Linked DNA regions of Homo sapiens: regions 2 and 3 are each linked to region 1. A link is a loop called in an ENCODE intact Hi-C map of the cell type or tissue named here. Cell type or tissue: dorsolateral prefrontal cortex. All regions are shown on one strand.

Evidence for each region. Hi-C counts contacts between places; a loop is a spot of excess contacts. Peaks named below come from ENCODE experiments on the same cell type or tissue, not always from the same donor. Only the 100,000 strongest peaks of a DNase experiment are listed, where the experiment ranks them.
Region 2: a loop joins it to region 1, with 2.5 times the contacts of the local background. A loop is called at or near these places in 5 of 110 quality-filtered maps.
Region 3: a loop joins it to region 1, with 2.1 times the contacts of the local background. A loop is called at or near these places in 2 of 110 quality-filtered maps.

Annotation. Positions count from the first base shown.
Region 1 is chr6:12,954,878-12,962,877 of GRCh38, forward strand. All of the region lies in intron 4 of PHACTR1 (phosphatase and actin regulator 1), which reads left to right. LOC124901262 (a long non-coding RNA gene) reads right to left here. Exons shown (of 2, transcript XR_007059459.1): 2 at 3,933-8,000. Among named protein-coding and RNA genes, the nearest start is that of PHACTR1, 240 kb to the left of the region's middle. RefSeq lists an enhancer at 894-1,685. In dorsolateral prefrontal cortex, CTCF peaks have their summits at 2,696 and 3,084; a DNase peak (open chromatin) is centred at 2,974; H3K4me3 peaks cover 3,206 bases; H3K27ac peaks cover 4,055 bases.
Region 2 is chr6:13,299,421-13,307,420 of GRCh38, forward strand. TBC1D7-LOC100130357 (TBC1D7-LOC100130357 readthrough) reads right to left here. Exons shown (of 9, transcript NM_001318809.2): 7 at 6,978-7,107; 8 at 5,642-5,767. The coding sequence ends at 5,681. TBC1D7 (TBC1 domain family member 7) reads right to left here. Exons shown (of 8, transcript NM_016495.6): 7 at 6,978-7,107; 8 at 5,531-5,767. The coding sequence ends at 5,681. Among named protein-coding and RNA genes, the nearest start is that of TBC1D7, 25 kb to the right of the region's middle. RefSeq lists enhancers at 3,681-3,730, 7,821-8,000. In dorsolateral prefrontal cortex, no CTCF peak of the experiment used is centred here; DNase peaks (open chromatin) are centred at 3,071, 3,501, 4,481 and 5,681; H3K4me3 peaks cover 3,043 bases; H3K27ac peaks cover 5,349 bases.
Region 3 is chr6:13,070,026-13,078,025 of GRCh38, forward strand. The region is part of intron 5 of PHACTR1 (phosphatase and actin regulator 1); the gene reads left to right. Among named protein-coding and RNA genes, the nearest start is that of TBC1D7, 250 kb to the right of the region's middle. In dorsolateral prefrontal cortex, no CTCF peak of the experiment used is centred here; no DNase peak of the experiment used is centred here; H3K4me3 peaks cover 619 bases; H3K27ac peaks cover 1,696 bases.

The DNA of each region.
Region 1 (8,000 bases):
AATGGCCATATATAATCCAGGGCTTGGCCATCTAATGTGATAACCACTAACCACATGTGGCTACTGGGCACTTGAAATGTGGCTAGTCTTATTTGAGATGTGATGAGGGTATAAAACACTTACCAATATTCAGATATTCAGTATGAAAAGAATACATAATATTTCATTAATTTTTATATTGATTACATATTGAAATAATGTTTTGGGTATATGGGATTAAATAAGATATATTACAAAAATAATTTCCCTTAAAAAATTTTAATATGACTACTAGAAAATTGAAAATTACATCTATGGCTCACATTGTATTTCCTCTTTTTTTTTTTTTTTTTTTTGAGAGAGATAGCATCTTGCTTTGTTGCCCAGGCTGGAGTGCAGTAGTACAGTCGTGGCTCACCGTAGCTTTGACCTCCTGGGCTCAAGGGATCCTCCCACCTCAACCTCCCCAGTAGCTGGAATTACAGGTGCACACAACCAGCTAATTTTTTAATTTTAAAAAAAATTTTTTATAGCAACGGGGTCTTGCTATGTTGCCCAGACTGGTCTCAAACTCCTATTCTCGCCTGGCCTCCCAAAGCACTGGGATTACAGGATTGAGCCACCATGCCTGGCCCCACATTATATTTCTATTGAACAGTGCTGGTCTAAGAAATTTGAGATTTGCAGTGCCAGTATTTAAGGACTATGTACAGGCCAAGGGTATATTTTTTATTACTGCATCCTCCTCCCATTACTGATGAATGTCTCACCACCTGATGTTTTCTAACACCTTCCTATGTGTCTTTATTCTTATTAAGAAAGAAGTTACTGTAGCAACGGCCACAATAGCTTGTATTTACTACACCTGGAGGGAGAGACATAAACAGACATCAATCTGTCATTCAGGTTTTCAGGTTTACACATTAATATTTTTCTCATGTCTATCTGGGTTTTCCTCTGCAAAGCGGAACACCAAGAGTAGGAGACCCGTCTTCTAACTCCCGCCTATGACACTGGCTTCTCTGGGTCTCCATAAGAACAGTCATTACCCCATGCTGACCTCAGGGGGGTATGTGGATAGATAGTTACAAAGTGTTTTGAAAGTGATTCTTAGGGTACTGTATCTGTCTAATGTCACATATTTTAACATGAAAATAGTATCTAACATTACTTACAATAGTGGAGGAAGGCAGGAGGGAGAAAGTAGTTTCCTCTGGTGATTATGGGCTGGGAAGATCCAGGAGAGAGAAAAGGAGTGAGACTAGAAAAACCCATACAAGGCTGACCAACATTAGCATTTGTTCTCATCAACATAAATAGTTCTTTTCCTGTATTCAGCAACAAGCCTCCGCTGGCTGGGAGAAGATTGGGAGCCGAGAGCTATGCAGATAGTTCATCTGCGCTTTGACATGGAAAAAGCAAATGGGCTGGAGTGTTTTTTAACTTGATCGTCGTATTGTGTGATGCTTTAGGTGTTACCCTCATTGATTGCCACTTAAGTTCCACTCATGGGTCGATTCTGTTTGAACATGCTTGCTCCTTAGTGGGTATCATCTGGACAGAGATAACAGATGCTAAGACAGGGACTGGGGGCATTGAGGAATTATTACTATTACCTTCACCTAGGACAGGCGTGGCTTCAAAATGTCTATCTAGAGTGGCCTGAGGGGTTGCAATATGGTTGAAAGTGGAGACTGGGAGCTTGCCCTTTCAGAAATGTTTGCCTAGCAAAGCAAGATGTTGTCCCTTGGGCATTATGCTTATTTGAGGTGGCTGGAGAGGGTTTATGAGGATCGAGGTCAGGGCAGGGGTTTTGGCTCAAGACCCCTCAACCCAAGCCACCCCTTTGGCATTTCACGGAAATGTGGCAAAAAATAATAGAAGATTCTCGGTTTTAGGTTTTATTTGCACATGTTTTATAAATCTACCTGAAGCTTTTCAACTGACGACGCACTTGATCATTTGAAAATCCATTCAGCGCCTTATCCCACCTACAGAGAACCATCCTAAAAGAAAATCAGGAAAGCTGCTACCGTCCCATCCTGAGAAATTCCCACTCACTCCTCATGGGCATTTGGGAGGTCCTCTACTCAAGAATTGAACCGAAGGGAACTAAAGTGCATTGCAAAAATGCAGTCCTTCCAGGGAAGGTTCAAGGAAAGTTAATTGTCATTGTGTCGCGTTTTGAGGTCTTCCTCCCTCTTCCCTTCCTAGGGGGCGGGGTGGGGTGGATGATGCTGGGGGGTGGGGGAAAGGGGAGGCAAGTGTGGTTTTCCGATCAGCGATCTAATAGCAGTTAGAATTATATAATGGAACTGCCCTGAGTCAGGTGACGGGATCACTGAGTAATTCCCTGCAGAAGGAGACAAACTGCATGTTAAAAAGCTCAACAAATACTCAAAAAAAAAAAAAAAAAAAAGCCCAGGCTGTGAGTTCCAGACTTCCAAGCTGCATTTCCTCTGAATCCTCTCCAGGCTGAAACAGCTGTACAGGCTTGCTGAGTCAGAAGACTCCCAGAGATTGGGGACGGCCGAGGCAGGTCGGGGGTCTGGTTTGGATCCCCGGGTTACTTTCTGTTTCATTTTGAAATGTTCCCTGTTTCTGCAACCGGTTGCCTCCAATGTCAAGTAAAACGCAGGACTCCTTGGAGACGCCAGCTGGGCTTCTAAGGACTGGGGCTCTGTGAAGGTAAGAGGCAGTCTGTGCCCCACCGGCTGGAGGCTGCCACTTTAGAGACGTCTGAGTACCCGCAGGTCACACCCAGGAGGGGTTGGTGTGCCTGCCAACTGTTCTGGGCTCTGAGTGAGGCTGGAGAGACCATCGTGGAGGCGGTTTTAGGTTAGAAAAGGGATAAAATGGACCCTTCATGCCAGATGGGTGGCCACCTAGTCCACGGTGAGTTGAATCCATCCCCCGACTTTGGTTGACACCCTCCCCTTCTCCATTCCATCCCACGTGGGAGCTGGTCAGCGGCCAGGGAATTGGCACGGCCGGGAAGGAAGGCGAAGGGGCTGCCTGGCACCGAGAGGCTGCATGGGCGTGTGTAGCATGTGTATTTTCAGAGCCCGACACTTGAGGAGACTGTTGCTCAATTTAAGAAAGCACAGCTATTGGAAAGCCAGGAAACAGACCCAGAGAGGCGGATGCATGTGGGAGCAAAGAGCTTTGGGCAGCCTTTAAGGTAGGCATTGGCGTCTGAAATCATGTTATTGCCTTTTGTTTATTTGTTAGATGGATTTTGTATTGGTTTTATGCTTTGTTCGGTTTAGAGAATTTTCCTTTGATGGAGCTGCCAATATCAATAGATTTGGTTTTGAAATCCTCGGGCCGGGTTCATAGGATAGGCTGGAGCCCACGGTGTTAGTGTAGATGCCTCAAAGTCAGAAGAGATGGATACAAAACTGGTGATGATTTTCAAAGGAGATTCACTTGCAAATCTCACTGCAATGGAGACTTGCTGGGAGTCCTGGTGCCTGCTGAGGCAGGCAGCTCTTAGGAACCTCAGGAAGTTTCTGACTTAAAGAGACAGGAAAGGAAAAATTGAATCCGCAGCTGTTATTTTGGGGAAAGTGGGTTCAGGGAGAATTTGTGGCTGAAGAAAAAGGAAAGACGACTTGGAAAATAAACGGAAACATAAGGGATAGGCTTGGTGGGATTCCAGCTTGGGGCAGTGGCATTTTGAGGCTTGCTGCGTGGAGATAGAAATCAATACGGGAACTGATAACAGCTCACTCAGCATGAATAAGAAATGCTACATGGATTCTTTTAACACTGACTTCTAAAGAGCCTGAGAAATAAACAAGATGTTAGTTTGAAAGAGTTCATTTCTAATTGTTATTTCTTTTTTATTGTTTGGCCCCATGAGCTGCTCTAAACAAAATATGGTGATGTTAGAACCAAAAGGAAAGTGTCCTTAGAATAATATCTACAAAGAGGCATTCAAGTTTTCACTGCCTTTCCTTCTTTTTCTGCCCTTCTCTCAGTTTGGGCAAATTATATGAGTTGAATGTATCTGATAGAAACAACTCTTTAAAGAGGGGTCGGGCACGGTGGCTCACGCCTATAATCCCAGCACTGTGGGAGACCAAGGCAGGTGGATCACTTGAGGTCAGGAGTTCAAGACCAGCCTGGCCAACATGGTGAAACCCTGTCTCTACTAAAAATACAAAAATTAGCTGGGTGTGGTGGCACACACCTGTAGTCCCAGCTACTGGGGAGCCTGTGGCATGAGAATAGCTTGAACCCAGGAGGCGGAGGCTGCAGTGAGCCCAGATCTCACCACTGCCCTCTTGCCTGGGTGATAGAGTGAGACTTTATCTCAAAAAAAAAAAAAAAAAAAGAAAAGAAAAAAAAAAGAAAAGAAAACAGAAACAACTCTTTAAAGTGGTACAATTATCTTTTAAGAGGATATTTGTATATCGGAATTAAAAAATGATCTTAAATCTGTGGTTCTTAAATCTTCAAAACCATGGTCCATATTTGGGAAGCAAAAAGACTGTGGATCATGAATTTTTAGTCTTTTCTCTACTGTGGCCCTATCACTCCCATCTCTTCTGATGCTCAACAAACAAAACTAAACAACAAAGCTAAAAAAGCATAACAAAGTTTTTCACTAAAGCCCACACTTGAAATGTAGATGCTATAGTATTACAAATATTCATAATATAAAAGAACAGCTCATAGAGCCCCTTTTTAAGGCCATGGCAGTCCCTCGAGAAAACACTGCTTAAATAATTAATATCAGCAGAGTGAGTTCCTTTTATCTGGATTTCCATCTGTTGAAACTTGCTGGAAACCTACCTTTCTACACTTCAATAATATCATGAGGACTGAGATTCATGAGGATGACCTCCAGGTACTACAAGGCTCTTTAGTGCCTCCCAAATCACAGAAGATAACAAGATGCTCAAAATAGTTTTGGTTTTGAGTGCATTGCCTTCCACTCTAATTCTCTAAAATTTGCTCCTCTGCATAGATCATGGTGCCCACATTTTCTATATCAAGGACCAGGACTTGTGATCTTACAGAGGACTTTTATGTTGCTTTCAGTGTGAGAAACAGTCTGAGAAATGCAGTTTGGATGCCAGGTTTTGTTCATTTCTGGGATAGTCCAACATTTATGGGACAACTGGTGAAATAGGACAGATTTTGAAAATTCAGTCTTTATGGAAATCAAGGTGCTTTGATTAAAAGCTTCAGTTTTTTTTAGTTCGGTTGACTGAGGTTTGCATTCCAATTCTGCTACCTTTTCAGTGAGTGACATTGAGAAAGTTTGTTGATCTTTCTAAGGCTCAGTTTCCTCATCCATAAAATTGGAGAGTAACATTGCTTTACCTCACAGGCTGTATGGGAAGTAAATTATATAGAACATCGCGTAGTGCTGTGCCTGGCACACTTAGTGCCTGAAAAAGTACTTGCTATTATTGTTGTTATCATTTATGGTGTCTAGTGACCACAAAGTACTTGAAACACCAGGTCACTTTTTCCCTTGAATGTGCCAGTGAGTAAAGAATATGTGTGAAACTTTAGCTCACATTTGTGCTCCTACAAATATTTTGGAATTAATTCAATAACACTTGTATTTCTCTAGATGAGAAGGCACGAGTGTCTGCGTGTTTTGGACAGAAGGGTCAATTGAACTGGTTTAAGCCACAGAGGGCATCAGTGGCAGCACCAGATAAACAACATTTGTCCCCAGACTCCCTGCACTCTACCACTGGGTCACAGCGACCCCACACCAGGGAGGGTCCAACAAGGACAAAGTAGCCCTTGTCTCCGGACAGCCCCAAACACCTTCTAATGGATGTAGTGGGTTTGATTTTTCCTGCCTCAGCCATGCTATAAGTTGTGATTCTGCCCTTTTCTCATCCTGAATCTGATGGGCTCAGGGATCCTGTAGGCTTTTACCCGACTTGGAAAATTCCCGCAGATGGGCTATAGTGATCCATGACTATACAATTCCAAGCCTCCACTAGGGACAACACAGAATCTACTACCCTTAAATGGCCCCTTAATGACTGTGTTTGTATTTTCTTTTTGCAGTCTCCTAACATGGGGATTTAATGCCTCTCATAAAGCAAACTCCTGATCGTATACTGTAAAGTCCAAAGACAGTAGCATAATTACTCTAAAGGGTAAAGATGCCAAAGGCCCTTAAGTTTGGCATTCCATGAGTATTCAGCTTCCTACAAAGTTCAGGATCCACAGTTGCAGGGAAAGGGTTTCCTAAAAGGTTCTCTAGGTATAGGTTGAGCTTCTTAGGAAACTAACTGGATAAAAAAATCTCTCCTGGAACTTGTCCTAAAGAAGGCAGAGTGAAAAATAGTGTAGGGTGTCTTCTAAGAAATCCATGACAAAGATAACACAAATGTCTAAAATTAAGAGAAACAAAAAAAAGTAATCCAACAGAATACAGAAAGATGAGAAACAAGTTTCAAAAACAATTGAGATGGAAAAACACCCAAACTTGGGTATATTCTAATGCTAGGGAAAAAGAAGAAGGAGTGGAATGTTGGAGAAGCAGCAGGGAAAGCGGTATTGAAAGACTTGGTTATAAATTCATGTGCCCTGGGTAAATCATGCCATTGAGTCAGTTTCTTCACTTAGAAAATAGTAAAAATAATTCCTACCCTACTGTCAGGTTATTGAAGAGCAACATATGATATCCTGTGTCCAAACTGAAAGGAAGACAAGAACCTAAAGTACAAACTTGTGTTGATAACTATTTGGGATTAAAGAAATTGACCTCCCAAAGAAGGAATATGTGTGTTACTGAAAACCAGGATTTTCTTATAGATAGTAATGAAGAAAATCACCTTGGATAGTCCATAGCTGATGTATTGGTTGGCTAAGGCTGCCATAACAAAATACTACTGGGTAGCTTAAACAATAGAAATTTATTTTCTCACAGTTTTGGAGGCTGGAGGTCCAAGACTGAGGTACTGGTAAGGTTGATTTTTCCTGAGGTCTTGCTCCTTGGCTTGTAGATGGCCACGTTCTCACCTCATCCTCCCACATAGTTGTCCCTTAGTCTGTGGGTGTCTGTGCCTTAGTCTCCTTCTCTTTTTTTGTTGTTTTTGTTTTTGGTTTTGAGTCAGGATCTGTCTCTGTCACCCGGGTTTGGGTGCAGTGGTGTGATCTCAGCTCTCTGCAGCCTTGATCTCCTGGGCTCAAGTGAACCTCCCACCTCAGCCTTCTGTGTAGCTGGGACCACAGGGGTATGACACCACCTTAGCTAATTTCTTTATTTTTTAATTTTTTGTAGTGACAGAGTCTCGCTACGTTATCCAGGCTGGTCTCATACTCCTGGGCTCAAGTGATCTCACTCCTTGGCCTCCCAAAATGCTGGGTTGAGCCACTGTGCCTGGCCCTAATCTCTTCTATAAAGACACCAGTCATATTGGATTATCCCTCACCCTTATGACCCCATTTAACCTTAATCATCTCTTTCAAGGCCCTTTCTCCAAATAGAGTCACATTCTGAGGTCACATACTAGGGGTCAGGGCCTCAACATATGAATTTAGGAGGGAGCACAATTTGGCCCCCAACAGCTATCAAGTTAATGAAGAAAACTCATTAAAAATGCATTCTTCTTGTTTTAGGAATTGATCAGATCCATTAGGGAACATGGTACAGCCTTAGAAGAAAATGGTATCACCAAACTGCTGTGAGGAGACTCCAGGAAAGGCAGCCTGGTAGACCTGGGCCAAGCTTCCAGAGAAGCTTGACTCTCTAGAGTATATTAATCTCAAGGGAAAGGGAGGACCTTGTTTTATTGACTTCCACCTGGGCATTCTGTCAAAGCACTGGTAGATTGTACCTAACAAGTTTTGCAGCTCTGTGGTGACAGCTGTTCTTGGAGAATGGATTTAACATAGTTTTGAATTAGATGTTCCTTTGAGGTCAAAAGGATTACGGCATGTCTCTGGATAATTTCCCACTTCCTTTCACTGTTTCATCACTTACAGGAAGATTGATCCTGTCATCCAGGTTCCTGCCATGTTCTGCAGAATCAAGCATG
Region 2 (8,000 bases), 340 kb after region 1:
TGTGTATGGAGTGATCTGCAAGCTCCCCTCCAGCTCTGACGTCCCTCGGGTCCGGACGTGCCTTCCGTATGATCGGAAAATCAGTCAGCCTTAGCAGCTGCCTCCCCTAACTGGCTTTATTTAGGTTCACTCAACTGCCACCCAGCCTGGCCACAGCCCAACTTGGTCTGGACACCCAGATGTTGGACACCCTGCAGGGAAACTATACACCCTCCTGAGCAATCAGAGACAAATAAACACAGCTGCTGCCAGCGAAGCCCCCCAGTTGACCCAGGTGGAGGGGAAGGAGCTGGGCAAAGTCGACTTTCTGTAGACTTTCGGACTGAATTCGACTTGGTATGAAAGTTCGCAAAGGGAGCACCTGGCCATGTGAGTCAGTTCACCAAGGCTGCTGGTGTGATATTACCCCTCTGCCCACCCTCGTCGGAAAGGGCTGGCTGCCCACCTGCCTGGCTGGCAGAAACCAGAAAGAAGTGGTGCAGGAAAAGTCACTGAGACTTAGTCGAGGTGGAAGGCTTCTTGTTACCCCCTGGCCCTTCTGCAGGGCATTTATCTGGTCAACAGATCTAAGTGGAGCGGAGAGTCTTTGAGAGTCTCTTCCCAGTTCACAGTGGACCTGTCCACCAGGCCCCTTGCTCACCACTCCCTGCACTGCAGTAGACACAAGGGAGGCTCCTGGTGGCCCTGCGTCTGCTGTGGGATGCCTCCACCCACTAGGCTCTACATGATTGGCCCACAGGCAGCCCCAAGCCCAGGCCAGACCACAGCCTCTTTCCCATGGATTTAGGAATTGCGTCACGAAACTCTGTCTCCAGAGGCTGGACCTGTAATGTATACATTTAGCGTCTTAGGGTGGGGCATCTTCTACCAGAGTGATCCAGACTGCAGAGACACAGACTCTAGACAGAGCCCACACACTGTGTGGATCATAGATAAGAGGACGAGAGGGTCCAGGGTCTCTTTAGTCCCATCCCAGACTCCAAGCCCTCCCTCTTTAGGTTCTCAGCCTCACCCCTGCATCCTATAATAAAATCTCCTTTAAGCAAGCGTGCTTCAGAACAACTCTATTACTTGTCAATGGAGGCGTCTTAATGCTGAACCAGGCCTTCCCATATTCAACAAATATTCATGAAGAGCCCACGTGGGCTAGGAGATGTGCTTGACACTGGGGGAACGAAAAAAAGAATAAGTCATTACCACTAACCTCAAAGAGGTCACATAAATCTGGGACGTAAACAGATCATTCTAAACCAATGTATTAGTCTCAATGTTTGTCTTCCCCTAAAATGTGTGTGCTGAAATCCTAGCCCCCAGGGTGATGGTATTTGGAGGTGGGGCCTTTGGAAGGTGGTGAGGTCTTGGGGTGGTTCCTCATGCATGGGATTAGGACGCTTGTAACGGGCTGAAAGAGCAGAGTTCATTCCTTCCACCAGGACACAGCAGGAAGGCACCATCTATGAACCACACAGAGGGCCCTCGCCAGACACTGAATCTGCCAGTGCCTCGGGTGTGCTAAAGGCAGCCCCTGGCTTCAAGAATCTTGCATCTTAGAGGGAAACCACATGGAACACTTAATAAAAGTTCAAGACAACCGAACAAGAGACTTCCAAACAATTATTGCTAAATGAGTGGTCCCTGAAATGTTACAGAAGCTCAGAGTTAGGAAAATGCACTTTGAGCTTGGCAGTTAACAAATTTTCAGAGAAGGCAGAGCTGAGTTAGGCCTCCAAGCATACGGTAGATTCAAACAGAGACAGTGCCTAGCCACACTCTTGCAAATGATGCTCTTGAAAATATTAAATATCCAGAGTTCCATGCTTCTAAAAGTGCTTTCACAGCCAACTCATGTGATGCTCACAAGCACGCTGGGGAGGGAGGGATGTCACAGAATCACTGTTTGATGATGGGGAAACCAAGACACAGACTGAGTGATTGGCTTGGTTTGCAAAACTAGTGAGTGGGGCAGATGCTCATGCCCCCTGCCCGGTCCAAGGCTCTTCCTGTCACCTCTTCCATTACTAAGTGAAGGGGACACAGAATCACACATCTCACAGCAATTCTACCCTTCCTCTGGAGCTTCTGGACAGACTCAGTCCACCTTCTCCCTGGTGTGGCAGCACAGGAGTTGAGAGTTTCTACTAAAGATGTCTGGAACAAAACATCTATCTGTTAAATATGTCTTCCCTGCATGCTTGTACACTCCGAGAGGGCAGATACCATGTCTTGTTCAGCAATTAAGCTCAGTACCTGGCCCATAATTAAGACTGTATTCACATATATTTTGTGATTGAATGAAAACAAATAAAAAGACAAATGAACCAAACATATCGGTCAGAGGAGGGAGAAACGGGAGGTGGGAATGCAGGCCCACTGCGGTATAGCGTGCAGCCACCTGATGTTTAGGAGTGAATCTTCCAAAGCTTCTCCTCTTTGCTGCCCCCCTCTCAAATCTTCTTAGTATTATGTCCAGAGGGCAGGCAGAAGCAGGGAAAAGAGAGATGCTAAAATGTCCAGCAAGCACCAGCTTGCTACTTATTAAGACTCTAGGAAAGGATGATGGAGAAGACCAGGAAGTGACTCTGTGATAAAGCCAGTGCTTAGCGTGAGCTCTGGCAGTCCCGAGTGCCTGCCATGTAAGTTCCTGGTAAACTGCAAAGGAAAACCTCAGTATTAGGTATGAGTTGGAGATGTGAACCTTAAGCGCTTGCTATGACATTCAATTTGGAGTTGTGCTTAGGATGAGCTTCTAGGATTCTTGTGTGTCCTTCTCTGATGACATTCTCCAACTCCCTTTGTCATTGTCCTGGAGTAAAATCAGCCCCTGGGAGGGGGCTCCCCTTATGGGGAGTTATCACCTCATCTAGAAACTGTCCACTCACTTTTTAACCTCCCCAAGGCAAGGCTGACAGAGGGACCAAAGTGGAAAGGGCGACTGGTCGGGAAAGCCATGAAAGGCCAGCACCCCCACCGTGGTCCCCCAGAAATCACTACCACCCTCTGTTCTCCACACCGCCATCCATCACCCCTCCCTCCTACTCAAACTGGTGCCAGCTCTGGAGGAACATCAGCTGATCTAGGAGCCACGGCTTGTGCCAAGAGCCACGGACAGTTTCATTTGGCACACAGTCTCAAGGAGAAACGGCTCTTTGTTTTCACCAACAGAGGAGATGCCACCAACTCCTGCTCCCCAAATTCCCACACTCCTTTCCCTCTCTGTCAAGGGCAGAGGAAAGCACCTTCTGGCCCTTCTAGACCCAAAACACCCAGCTAAAGACAAAGGCTGCTGACCTTATGTGACCCGGGCAGATTCACTGTCCACACCCCACACCCCTCACCAGGCTCCCCAAAGGCTGCCTTGGCTGGAGAACTTGGGATGTCACTCTGCTGCTTACGGTCACAGAGCTCGAGCAGGCGCTGTCACTTGGGCCATGTGAGCCAGTGACTCATTTTAGGATCTGGTCCTGGGCATCTAAGCTCTTTGCTTACCCTCCTCATCCCCACTGGCTTCCCTCCAGGTTCTTCATTTTCAGACAGAAAACACCAAAACCTTGAGTCACCATAGGGACGTGATAACCACATGACAGGAAACTTATGCAATTCAAGACAGGGCAAGTGCCTGTCATACCCAGAGCTACAGTGCAAGAAGGTCCTCGGAGCTCCTTCAGCGCATCATATGATTTCAGTGTTGCCTCATAATTTTCAGGCGAACTTTCCATTAACAAAGAAAGTGCTTCATTCTCATGAACCCTGACCTCATTTCCTGAAACAGCCTTGACACACAAGCCTGTGTACACACAATCCTCTACACAATTATACCTCGACGCAATCCATCCATTCGATTTGTCAGCAGGCCAAAGCCACACCCCCAACACACACACACTCTCCAACCTTCCTCGGCCTTCCTTTCTCCTGGCCAAGAGGACTGAGATCTTCTCTCATCTGTGTTTAAGGCAAATCTCTAGACGGGAAAGAGCAGAAACTAAATTTGATCATGTTAAATTCCAGCTTTCCAAGGGCGAGGAAGAATCTCACATTTTAGCCGCAATAGTCTGTGACAGGAACCGTGGGTTGTAATATATGAAGGAAAAATTCTGCAGTATCCTGACAAAATGTTTTGAAGAAAAGGCATATGGATGTATTTTTATCAGGAACTGCGCTCCTCACCCAAGACAGCAGGCACAAACATTTTCAAAACACTCAGCTCTCAGCAAAGTGAAATTCTGCTATGAAGCGAAACTGGATGCTCATCCTCTCCATCCACCACTTTCTCAGGATGGGCCTTAAAAAAATCATTCCGCCAATCAGTGTTTTAATAAAAACTCTCAGATTGACTAACTTCAAGAAAAAATCGCCGCCCCACACCCTACAGCCAGAAAGGTTTTACCAAACTGGGTTTGACAGAATATACTTGCAGAATATTTATTTTTAGATCTCTCAGCAGTACAGTAAGAGTCTTTCGTTTCAGATCAGCTGGCCTCCAGCCAAAGCAGCGAAGTCAGAGGAACTTCAGCCCCTAAGCCTTCCTGCTCCCTAAGAGTACCAGCGCTCCTGCCTGGCTCCGGCATAAATGGTTGGCAATAAGTCATTTTTTATTAAAATTTTAACTCTAGGCAGCAATTTTGCTTTAAAAGGTTTTTCTTTGGAGTGCATTTTTATTTTAAAAAATTAAATACTCTTGGATATGTTAGTATTCAGAAGCAGCAGATTTCAACAGCTCACACTTTCTCTGAACTTTTTTTCAACAGATATTTCACACACTAAGGAGGGCCTGAATTCTCAGAATTGTACCTCTATAAGTTCATAGCTGCCCTCGTCTTTTAGGGGGTGGGTGGAAAATCCAACTCACCACTCAGGCTCTTGCAGGTCTGAAGGCTAAACCGGTGTGAAACAAAGGGTCCCCTTTCACTCACTACTCCCAAAGCCGGGAACTATCCAGTGAAGAGTGGCCATGCCATTTACGTGGCACAAGGTGGCCCAGGGGTGATGAGCTGTTCACCTTCACCGGCCATTTCTCTCACTGCTTTAGTGCGTGGCACAGTGCACCCTAACATCCCACATTTAACACCCCATCAAGAAAAATGTGAGTGCAGCAAAATATCCAACAAGTACTTGCTCCTAGGAGCAATTCAAACACATTTTGTTCAATAATGGTTTCATTCCAACTGGCCCAAAGAGAAAAAAGAGTAAGGAATTGTTTAAAGCCTGTTTAGCAAGATGAAGCCTCAGAAGGCAGTTGGCTTGGATTTAAACACGTATTGCATCAACAAAAGCCAAATCTGAGGTGTCAACAAAAGGAAGTCACTCTTATTCTAGAAACAGACCTTGAAAGTAACTAGCTTGGTGCTAATTAGAGACAGGCAGGGCAGGCTTAGTTATGCACTGCTGGTTAACACACCCACTCACCCTGACTAAACCGCTTTAAAATCAGGGAGCTATTTTCTAACAACCCTTTTGAAATGCTATTCAGAGATGAACTTTACATTTCTATGTAACTGCAAGATGCTGCTCGCCAACACAGCAACACCAGGCATTTCAATTAAATAATTTTATTGGGGGAAAAAAACCACTTTGAGCACCAAAGCAAGAAAAGTGTATTATTCAATCAGTTTCCCAGATCACATGCCAAGAACACAATGCTCACTGTGGTGCCTGGCAGACGGTCCACAACCAGCGGGTGCGTTCAGCTTGAATGGACCGGGGTCCCACAGTGTTTGTGCCACAAGTCAATGGCCTTGCTCACGATCGCGTCTGAGCTGTCCTGGGGAATCTGTGGGCAAGCAAATCAGTCTTTGTGAAATTTCAGTGTTGACAACTTCAGTGTCTTCCCTCATTCGCTGTGGCATGAAATCCACTTCCATGGGAGTTTGCACTGTTTTTCAGAAAGTGACAGCATAAAAGACTTGCGTCACATGCTACCTGAGGACATGAAAGGGCTCCAGTGTCAGCCTGCCTGGGTTCAAATCCTGCACTGCTCACTAACTGTGCACCCCCGGGCAGGTTACCTAAGCTACCTGGGTTTCAGATCCCCATCTCTAAAATGGGGGAAATGATAGCCTGACTTCACAGAGCTGTTCACAGTAGGACATGAGGTAACCCATGGAAAATACTTAGCACAGGCTTCGCACTGCTAGCCACCTCTGGTTATAATGATGATTATTCATTTATTCAACGCATATTGACTCAGTACTTTATTATAATTTACCAGGCCATTTTTCAAATGTTAATACTATTTTAAAAATGAATAGATTTTGGATTCTGTGAAAATCATTCAGGCATAAGTCTCTTTAATCCTACTTCTTGCCTGGTAAAGGGTATTCCAAGATACATAGCGAGGGAAAAGTTAATTTCATTACCATTGCCTTTTTCAGCAATATACTAGGTTAATACTGTATATTAATAAACCCAACTGGGACTACACCAGAGACAGTAACAGAAATGAAATGGCTTACAAAATCCTCCAAAATACAGAACCCCTTTTGAACTGACAAAAATTACTCATTGTAAAATGACAGATCCCACCTATTCCTTTTCCTGACATGCCTGCTGATAGTCACATGGAGGATGAGACTCTGGTTCTAAGTGGACACATTCACGAGATGGTCTCAGACCATCATTTCCCAAAGACAGGATGCAAACTAACCCTCAGGCCAACTTTAGGCCAAACTTTTTCAGGGAAAAGTGTTTCTTATAATGTAAAAATACACTGTATGATTTCTCTGAAATAATCTAATGTAACAGGAAAATCTCACTTGCTAAAGTGACTTCATTTCTAGATTCAAAATCAAATCAAATTATTATTTCTCTTAAATAATTTCCCTAAAATAATCATTATTATAATTATTCTCTGAAACATTCTAAGGTATTATTTCTCTAAAATCATGTAATTATTTCTCTGAAATAATCTAATGTAACAGGAAAATCTGACTTGCTAAGGTAACTTCATTTCCAGATTCAAAATCAAATCAAAGCACACTTACATTTTCCAGAAACTTTGTTATCTTCTCTGCACTGTTCAGTGCCATAACTTTTATTTTAAAGGTTAATAAAATTTCGACAGCTACAAAAACTAGGATCTTACAGGATCCACTCACAACTTTATCCCAAACCCTACAAAAATAAGGAGATATAATCAAATTATATGAGTTTCAGAATTATGTTTAGCCTAGACATCTCAAATTACAAAATAAAATCAAATTGCTCCAATTTTATGTAAAAGCTTCAAAGAACAACTTTTATGAAATAATCACCAAAACAACAACAAAATACAGAAGCCATTTGAAATCTATTCTAGATACAATCAGCACTAGAAGGAGAAAGGAAAGTTTACTAAAAATTACTGCTCCACTAGGAATCTACCAAAATCATATTCCCTCATGTTGTGAACCTGACATTTCTGAGGAAGAAAAAGAAAATCCTAAACTAATGGTTTATATTCTGCTAATATGCCATAATGCTAATATAATTATAGCCTACTAAGGGACAACAAAAGATGTATATGAAATGGGATAAATTCAATTTCATTGCCAGTGATTCTGGGGACAGACTCCTTAAACTTCTCCAAGGGCGTAAGGAGCCAGTTACTGATCTATAACCACTCTAAAATAATAATTCTGATCATTCCTGTAACTCCTAAAAGTTGGTATTCTACTTCATACACTTAGTTACATATTATCTTATAATGTTCTCTGTGTATTGCACTGTTCAGTGCCATAACTTATTTTAAGAGTTACTGTTCTACTACATCACAAAGTCTTAATGGGTGGCACCTGGACTCCGAAATACCCAGACATGTCTGAAACTGACTGGAAGAACTTAGTCAAATCTTTGACTGCTTTCAGCTTCTTTAAAGATATCATGATGAAACTAACACTAAGATTTCTACTGGAGGAAGATTTGTCACATTTCTGGAAAAAAGGGGCTGACGCTTATATAAACTCATGGAGACCATTTGAGGTGTGACTGCTTCACAGCATCTAACGCACTGAGGGCCCTTAATTTTT
Region 3 (8,000 bases), 120 kb after region 1:
TCTGCAGAACTTCAAATAAGTATGTGTACACCAAATGCCTCATTTTCACCCTAGCAGGCTTCCCCTCCAATAGCACCCTGACTCTATGAAATGATTATCATTGCCTTTGAGGACACTTCTGAATTAAGCCTCAATTTCATTTCCTTATCTAGTCGAATTACAGTTGTGTCCTTTCATTTCTTCACTGTCACTTTAATCTAGATATGCATTGGTGTCTTTTGGGTTTCCCCAGAATTCTTTGACCTTTTCCCTTTGACTTTTATTCACTAAAAACTTAATAATTATGTTATTAATATACATTAGCACTACTAGTAACAATGGTAATAGCTAGTGCTTGAGTGCCCACCTGACAAGTGTGAACTAGCTGCAATCTGGCTCTCAGCGCCCCAGCAGTCCTCTGAGGCAGTTACTTAGTTATGCCTAATACCTGTTTGATAGGTGAGGGTAAAGAGGCTTAGGAGGGGCCAGTAACTTGCCCAGGGTCACAGGGCTGGTTAATGATATAGCCCTAGAGGATTGGAATTGCAAGGCTGTCTCACCCCAAAGTCTTCTGGGCTTTACTTGGAAACATCACAGTTACCCATGACTTGAAAACATACAGAGTGAAAAGGTTAAGATGTATGCATATCTGGGTAGGTAAGTTTTAAACATACTTGAATTCAGAAATCTAATCTCATTAAGACAACAGAAACGATTGGAAATAGGACTTGGTGATTTTGGTCACTAATTCTGGATTCCCAAGGCAGAGAAAGATACCTATATGATGTATATGAATTTGCCTGCTTAAAAAAAACAAAACAAAACAGCAGCAACCAAAAAAAAACAAGGTTTTTGTTGGTTGATTGGTTTTGTTGATGGTGATTTCTTTGTTAAGTTGAAGGAGATAGAGAAATAACATTAGGCAATGAATTAATGAGGATTTGGAACTTGTTTGACTAAAACAAATATAAAGTAGCCTTAATAATTAAAAAAAAAAAAGGACTGAATCAAATAGTTCTGGAAGGTCATGTTTAAAGGTCTTTCTTCTTTTTGTTACCCTGAAGGAGAGTTGGGTGAAGGCAATTTGTGAATATAAAACATGTAGAATATTAATGTCATCGCATGAATGAAAGAAAGTTGTGCCGGGTGCAGTGGCTCGTGCCTGTAATCCCAGCACTTTGGGAGGTCGAGGCAAGCAGATCACCTGAGGTCAGGAGTTCGAGACCAGCCTGACCAATATGGTAAAACCCCATCTCTACTAAAAATGCAAAAAATTAGCCAGGCTTGGTGGTGTGCGCCTGTAATCCCAGCTACATGGGAGGCTGAGGCAGGAGAATTGCTTGAACCTGGGAGGCAGAGGTTGCAGTGAGCCAAGATCACGCTACTGCACTCCAGCCTGGGTGACAGAGTGAGACTCCATCTCAAAAAAAAAAGAAAGTTGTACACCAAGAACCCACATTGCGTGGTATTCTGACCTGAGTTAGGAGGATGGGGTGATAACCTCAAATGCCTCTGAGGACTTTTCCTGTCAAATCAAATTAGCACAAAGCTGGGAGAGGTCTGTGTGGAGTAGAAGTCAGAGCGCTAATGATGTTCAGATGCAGATGTAATTTGGCCGTAGAAGACTATTGTAATGTTTGGTCTATTTTGGTCCTCAAATTAACCAAATGGGAGTTTCTAAAATAAAAAATCTCTTCTATGGCATAGCAGCATTTTTAGGTCCTCTAAATAGTGGTTTTGTTCCGTATTGCTGGGGTTTACCTTCTCTGAAAACCTCTGTTAAAATGTAGGAAGCTGCCTGCTACCACTGCATGTCGTTGTGGGGAAAAGGGGCTTCTAAATGCTTCCCAGCATACAGGAAGGAGTTGTTCAATGCTGTAGTTTGAGCCTCATGTTAATTATATTTCCAGATGTTTCTAAGAAGATTATATGAAGCAACTATGAACTGTAATTCAGCAGCATCATTTTATAATAATATGTTTATATGAAAAAAAGGTTATACAATTTATCTGTTGTAGCACAAAACTCTATTTCATCTGTGGACAACTGAAAAGATTCATTAGCAAATCTGTTGTTACAACAAGGATGATCTTTGTTTTCCTGATGAATGGCTGAAACATCACTTGATAGAAGTAGGTCAGATATTTACAAGGATACTCATAATAACGTGCCATTCCCCAGTGCCCATTATCACATCTGTTTCCAGTAGTTCTGAAAAGACTGGGCTCTTGTAATGCTGAATCCTAATCGTGGATACATTAATTAAATGCCTTTAGATCAGTCATTTAACTTGTTTGTCACCAACAGCATGCCTATGGAAGGTCTTTACTGTCATAATTTGGTGTGTAGATTCTGACTAGAAGAAAACTTGAGAATTTTTAAAAAATATAAATAATTGATATTAAAGTTTGAAAGCAGAGACAAAAATGCACCCTTAATTCTGACAGTCTTATACATTATGATCATTTATACATACTTGCTTTCATTTTTTCATAATAATTCCACATAGTTGAAATCAAAATATAGATCTAATTTTACCTCTCTCTTTTTTGTTTTTTAAAGTTGACCTTATGTCATAGTAGAAACTCTAGCTCACTGCTGAGTAGTCACCCTCCTAATTCTAAAACATTCCCTTGGTTGTATGCCATTATAAATAACCTTGCCACAAACATGTATGTGTTTCTTTTCTTTATTTTTTCTTTATGCATTTCTCCTTTATTTGTACTTTTTTTCTTTGGGATAGAGATCTGGTTCTGGGGTGCATTGGGTGTGAATAGTTTTATGGTTTTATGGGCCCTTGCTTTCCAAAAAGGTTGTAACAATTTACACCTCCTGTGATATGGAGAGTAATGACTTCACACTCAGCAGGGCTGGAAGATGGAGATGTATAATGGTGTGAAGTTAAGGTGGTTAGTGAGGAATCAAGTAGGGAAGTAGGATGTTCCGGCATTAGACAGTCTGTCCAGAGTGGCCTCAGGGAAGCCGTGATCATTGGCCTTTATTTAGACTGATTTCGTCTTTTGTAGTTTATTATACTCCTGCTGTGAATGTTGCAAAGGACCAATCCACCGTAGTCCCACATTTTCCCTATCAGAATAACTGAAGTTTAGTATGTGAGAACTTTATTTAGTAAGAGCCAGCTGGAAGATCTCCGGATCATAAACAAGCAGAAACCAGAAAAGACATAATATTTACAAATGGTATCTGATAACAGGATTAACAAAAAAAAAAGAAAATACTTGAGGAAAATAGTTGAATGTTTCTTAGGTAGTTCCCTAAGATGAATTATATGAAAATTGGAATTCCTTCAACCAATCATTCCATGAATTTTTTTTTTTTTTTTTTTTTTTTTTTTTTGAGACAGAGTCTCACTCTGTCACCCAGGCTGGAGTGCAGTGGTACAATCTTGGCTCACTGCAGTCTCCACCTCTTGGGTCCAAGTGATTCTTCTGCCTTAGCCTCCCAAGTAACTGAGACTACAGGTGCATGCCACCACGCCTGGCCAATTTTTGTATTTTTAGGAGAGAAGGGGTTTCACCATGTTGTCCAGGCTGATCTCGAACTCCTGACCTTGTGATCTGCCCGCTTCAGCCTCCCGAAGTTCTGGGATTACTGGCATGAGCCACCACGCCTGACCCATTCTATGAATTTTTATTGACAAAGAGATCTGGGACCACAAGTGGCCAGGTGTTTCTGTGCCAGCAAGCTTGAGACAAGAGGAATAAACCATTGAGAGAAGTGACATAGATGGGACCAGATGACACACAAGCCCCTTTTTTTCATATTAGGGATTCCAGACTATCCCATAGGCAGTAGGTCACTGTGAAAGGCTTTAAGCAGGGAAGTAGTAGAGTTCATATTTTCTTTTTCTTTTTTTTTTTTTTCTGAGATGGAGTCTTGCCGTGTCACCCAGGCTAGAGTGAAGTGGTGCAATCTCGGCTCACTGCAACCTCAGCCTCCCAGGTTCAAGTGATTCTCCTGCCTCAGCCTCCCGAGTAGCTGGGATTACAGGCGTATGCCACCATGCCTGGCTAATTTTTGTATTTTTGGTAGAGACAAGGTTTCACCATGTTGGTCAGGCTGGTCTCAAACTCCTGATCTCATGATCCACCCGCCTTGGCCTTCCAAAGTGCTGGGATTACAGGCGTGAGCCACTGCACCTAGCCCATATTTTCAATTCAAGACAAATTGTCTGGGCAAAGGATATGAACCAGCAAGTCAAAGAAAAATGCAAATTCCCATAAACATAAAAAAGATCTTACCCTCACTCATATTATAATTAAGGATATACAAATTGAAACTACTGAGATACCATTTGTCACTTATGACTTTGGCAAAGATAAGAAATCGATAACGACACTCTGTCAGCTGGTGTTAAAGTAGACTGGGAAACAGCTACCCATACAGCACTGGTGGAAAGAGGAGTCAGTGCAAGATTTTTGGAATACAATGTGGCAAAAATAATCAAAATTTTAGATGCACTTACCCTTGACCTTGTAATTCATCAACCTGGCAAAGGATAGTAAGACAGGAAGAGCATTCCACATGCAGGAAAAAGAGAGGCTGCAAAGTTTCAGATTTGAGGAAGGCCATGCCCAGAAGAAATGGCAAATTGCCAGGAATTTAACCTACATATATATACTTGCAGAAATATAATAAGAAGGATGTACAAGGTTGTTTGTTACAGAATGTTTATAATCACACACAAAAAAGCTGGAAACAAGGTAAATGCCATCAATGGGGGCTGGTTATACAAATCATGATCTTTCTACACAGTGGAGTACCAGTAAGTCATAGAAAAGTATGAAGAAGACGTCTATCTTCAGATACGGAGAGGACTTTAAGATACACAGTTAATGGGAAAAAGCAAGATGAGGTGGAGAACAGTATGAATATTATGATCCTATTCATTTGAAGGGATAGACTGTATATATCCACCTGTTGATTTCTGAATAATTTTTTCTGCAAAAACATGAAAGAAACATTTGAGTGTGGTGATCATTGGGAAATAGAATTGGGTATTGAGATTGGAATTATTTGAATCATTGTCATATGTATGCGTTGCTTTTATAAAAAGTAATTACAAAAGACATTTTCACCAACTATTAGCCACACATCACCTTTGCCTAATTTAATCTTGGTTTATCAACATATATATTACTTATGTGTCATTCACTCTTCCAAGTTCATCACATATATTAACTCCTATTATCACAAACCCATATGAGATAAGAACTATTCATATAGTCTCATTTTGTGGAAGAAGGAACTGAGACAGAGAGGTTAAGCAACTTGCCCCAAGGTCGCGTGGCTCTTAAAGAACAAATCCAGGATTTGAACTCTAGTAGCCTGGCACCCCAGCCCACTATAGCTTCCCTCAATGATTTTGATTTGCCACCATCGAAACAAGAAGCTGATCCCTTGAGTAAGGTCTTTGTAATGACCCTGGTACTGTTGCTTGTTACTGACTTGAGGTTCTTTTAGTTCAGTCAGTGAGTAGTTGTATTTAGTAAGGGGTTAAAATTGGTTCTGGCACCTGCTCCAAGAAGTGCCTCTTTTCTCCATGCAGAATTTGCTCAGCTTTCATCTGAAGACAACGAGTCCAATACATAAAGGCCACAGGTGCCCCTTGCGGCCGTCCTTCTTTCTCAGTCCTAGTTTTGCTTTCTGAAAGGGAAATACACAGAGGATTTATCCCTTCCAGGCATGCTGAATGTCCAGCATTTGGCCAGGCTATGTTCAAGTCTTCTAGACTCCCAGCCTGAGCTCCCTGAATACCCCTTAACAGAATGCTTTATAGCTCAAGGTCATATGCCAAATGATCTTTCTGCCCTCCGACTCCCTGCAGCAAGCTTGGAAAACAAAATACTGTAAGTCAAGCTAGATCCAAGTCCAGGATAACTAGATTAATACAGCTAAGAATTTTTCTCTTTTCAGTTATGTCATGGAAATGACAATAGGATTTGATCAGAAATACCTTCTTAGCAATGAATTATTTGAAAAAAACAATGCAAGGGAGCATCTTTTTTTTTTTTTTTTCTGGTTGGCTGATGTTACTTAATGGCTCATTGTGCCCCATTGTTTGGCTCAGTTTTCTGAGCAAATTCCTTTGTTCGACAAACACTTACCTAAGATCTCCTTAATGCCAGGTACAAAAAATAGAGAGCTAAATAAGACACAGTCACCCACACTGAGCACACACTAATGGAAGAAATAGAACTGGCAGCCAATAATTACAGGGCTGCAAGATAAGTGATTATGAAGCATATAAAAAGTGCTCTGGAAGCACAAAGTAAGTAATCCTTTAATTGTCTTAATTTAGTCCCAATTGATAATTATTTCCCAGGGAAATGGCCTCAGTCTCCACTGGGAAATACGAATGCCTTGGGTTATTTCAGCCCTTCACCTGTTCATGCATGCATGCAACAAACACGGAACACCTAGCAACACTGGCTCTGGTGGCTGCATAGAGAAAAATGTGATAGAGTTACGTTCATTGGGGTATTCACACCAACATTTGGTCTTCTGCATGTTTTGCAAGCATTCATTTTGTACATACTAAGTGCTAAACCCAGAATTAGGCCCTTGGTTACAAAGATGAAAAAATGCAATTCCTTCCTCTGAGAGACTTGAGTGTGGCCCAGTTGGAGCTGGAGTGGAGATGGCAACAGAGCTCTGAGAAGCAAACAAGACAGAGTGAGGTTCCCTGGGGCTTTTGAAGCTGGTGTTCAAGGTTGGAAAGAGAGAAGGGACATTCCAGATGCAGGAAGAAATGCTGCAAAGTCATAGCGTTAAGGAGAAGCATGTCCAAAAGGAATGATAGAAGGAACTTAAGTGCCAAAAGAGCAGATTAGTTGGAACGCTCTGAGAGGTCAGGGCAGAGGGTCATTGCTTTCAACAATGGTAGTTGAAAGTGATATCACACTCTGGGGACTGCGGTGGGGTGGGGGGAGGGGGGAGGGATAGCATTGGGAGATCCTAATGCTAGATGACGAGTTAGTGGGTGCAGCGCACCAGCATGGCACATGTATACATATGTAACTAACCTGCACAATGTGCACATGTACCCTAAAACTTAAAGTATAATAAAAAAAAAAATAAAGTACAAAAAAAAACACTGAAGTTGGCTTAGGAGGCTTCAGGAACATTAAAAGATGAAATGATGCAAGCAAAAAAAAAAAAAAAAGTGATTGCATGCTTATGTGTCTAAGTGTGGTTTATGCATTCACTTGTTTAATTCTCCCTCTAGCCCAATGAGGTATTATGTACTCCCATCTTGCATTTGTGGAAACTGAAACACAGGGAAGTTTGATAACTTGCCAAGCTCATATCTCAGTGAGTTGATCTGGTTCATTGTACTCCAGGGCCTGCACACCTAACCGTGGCACCACCACAGCTACAGTCCTTGCAGAATGGCCAGGATTTTGAACAGCAGAATTAGGGGAGAGGATATTCAGACACAGCCAGTGGAATAAACAAAGGCACAGATCAGAAGTGTGTTTTGGAAGTTTGATTCAGTTGGATCAGGGGTTATAACAGGCAACTGCTGGGAGATATAAGTTGGGTTTAGACATGGAAAGCAGTAACAGCTACAGAGTTGGGCTTTCATTCCACTGGAGGCTTTTGAGCAAGGAGGTGACATGATCACAGCTGGCCTTTGGGTGACTGACTGGCAGTTAGAGATACAACCAACAGGAACAGGGGGAGCCTGGCCAGGGAGGCTAGTTAGGGGGCTATCGTAGCAGTCTAGGCAAGAGACATTGGAGCCAGCATGAGGTGGTGGCATCCAGAATGAAAGGAAGCCAAGAAATAGAGGCACAGAGGAGGAGAAATAACAAGACTTGCGAGACAAAATATCGGGGTGAGGGAGAAGGAGAAATCAAAGATAGCCTAGAGGTTCTGACCCTGGGTGACTGGGTGCTTTAACAGCCATGGATAAGAGTTGAATTAAGATGAGAAAAGAAGGGGAATCTGCTTATGACAAGGAACACTCATGGCCAAAGAGGATCCAGGGGTCCCCC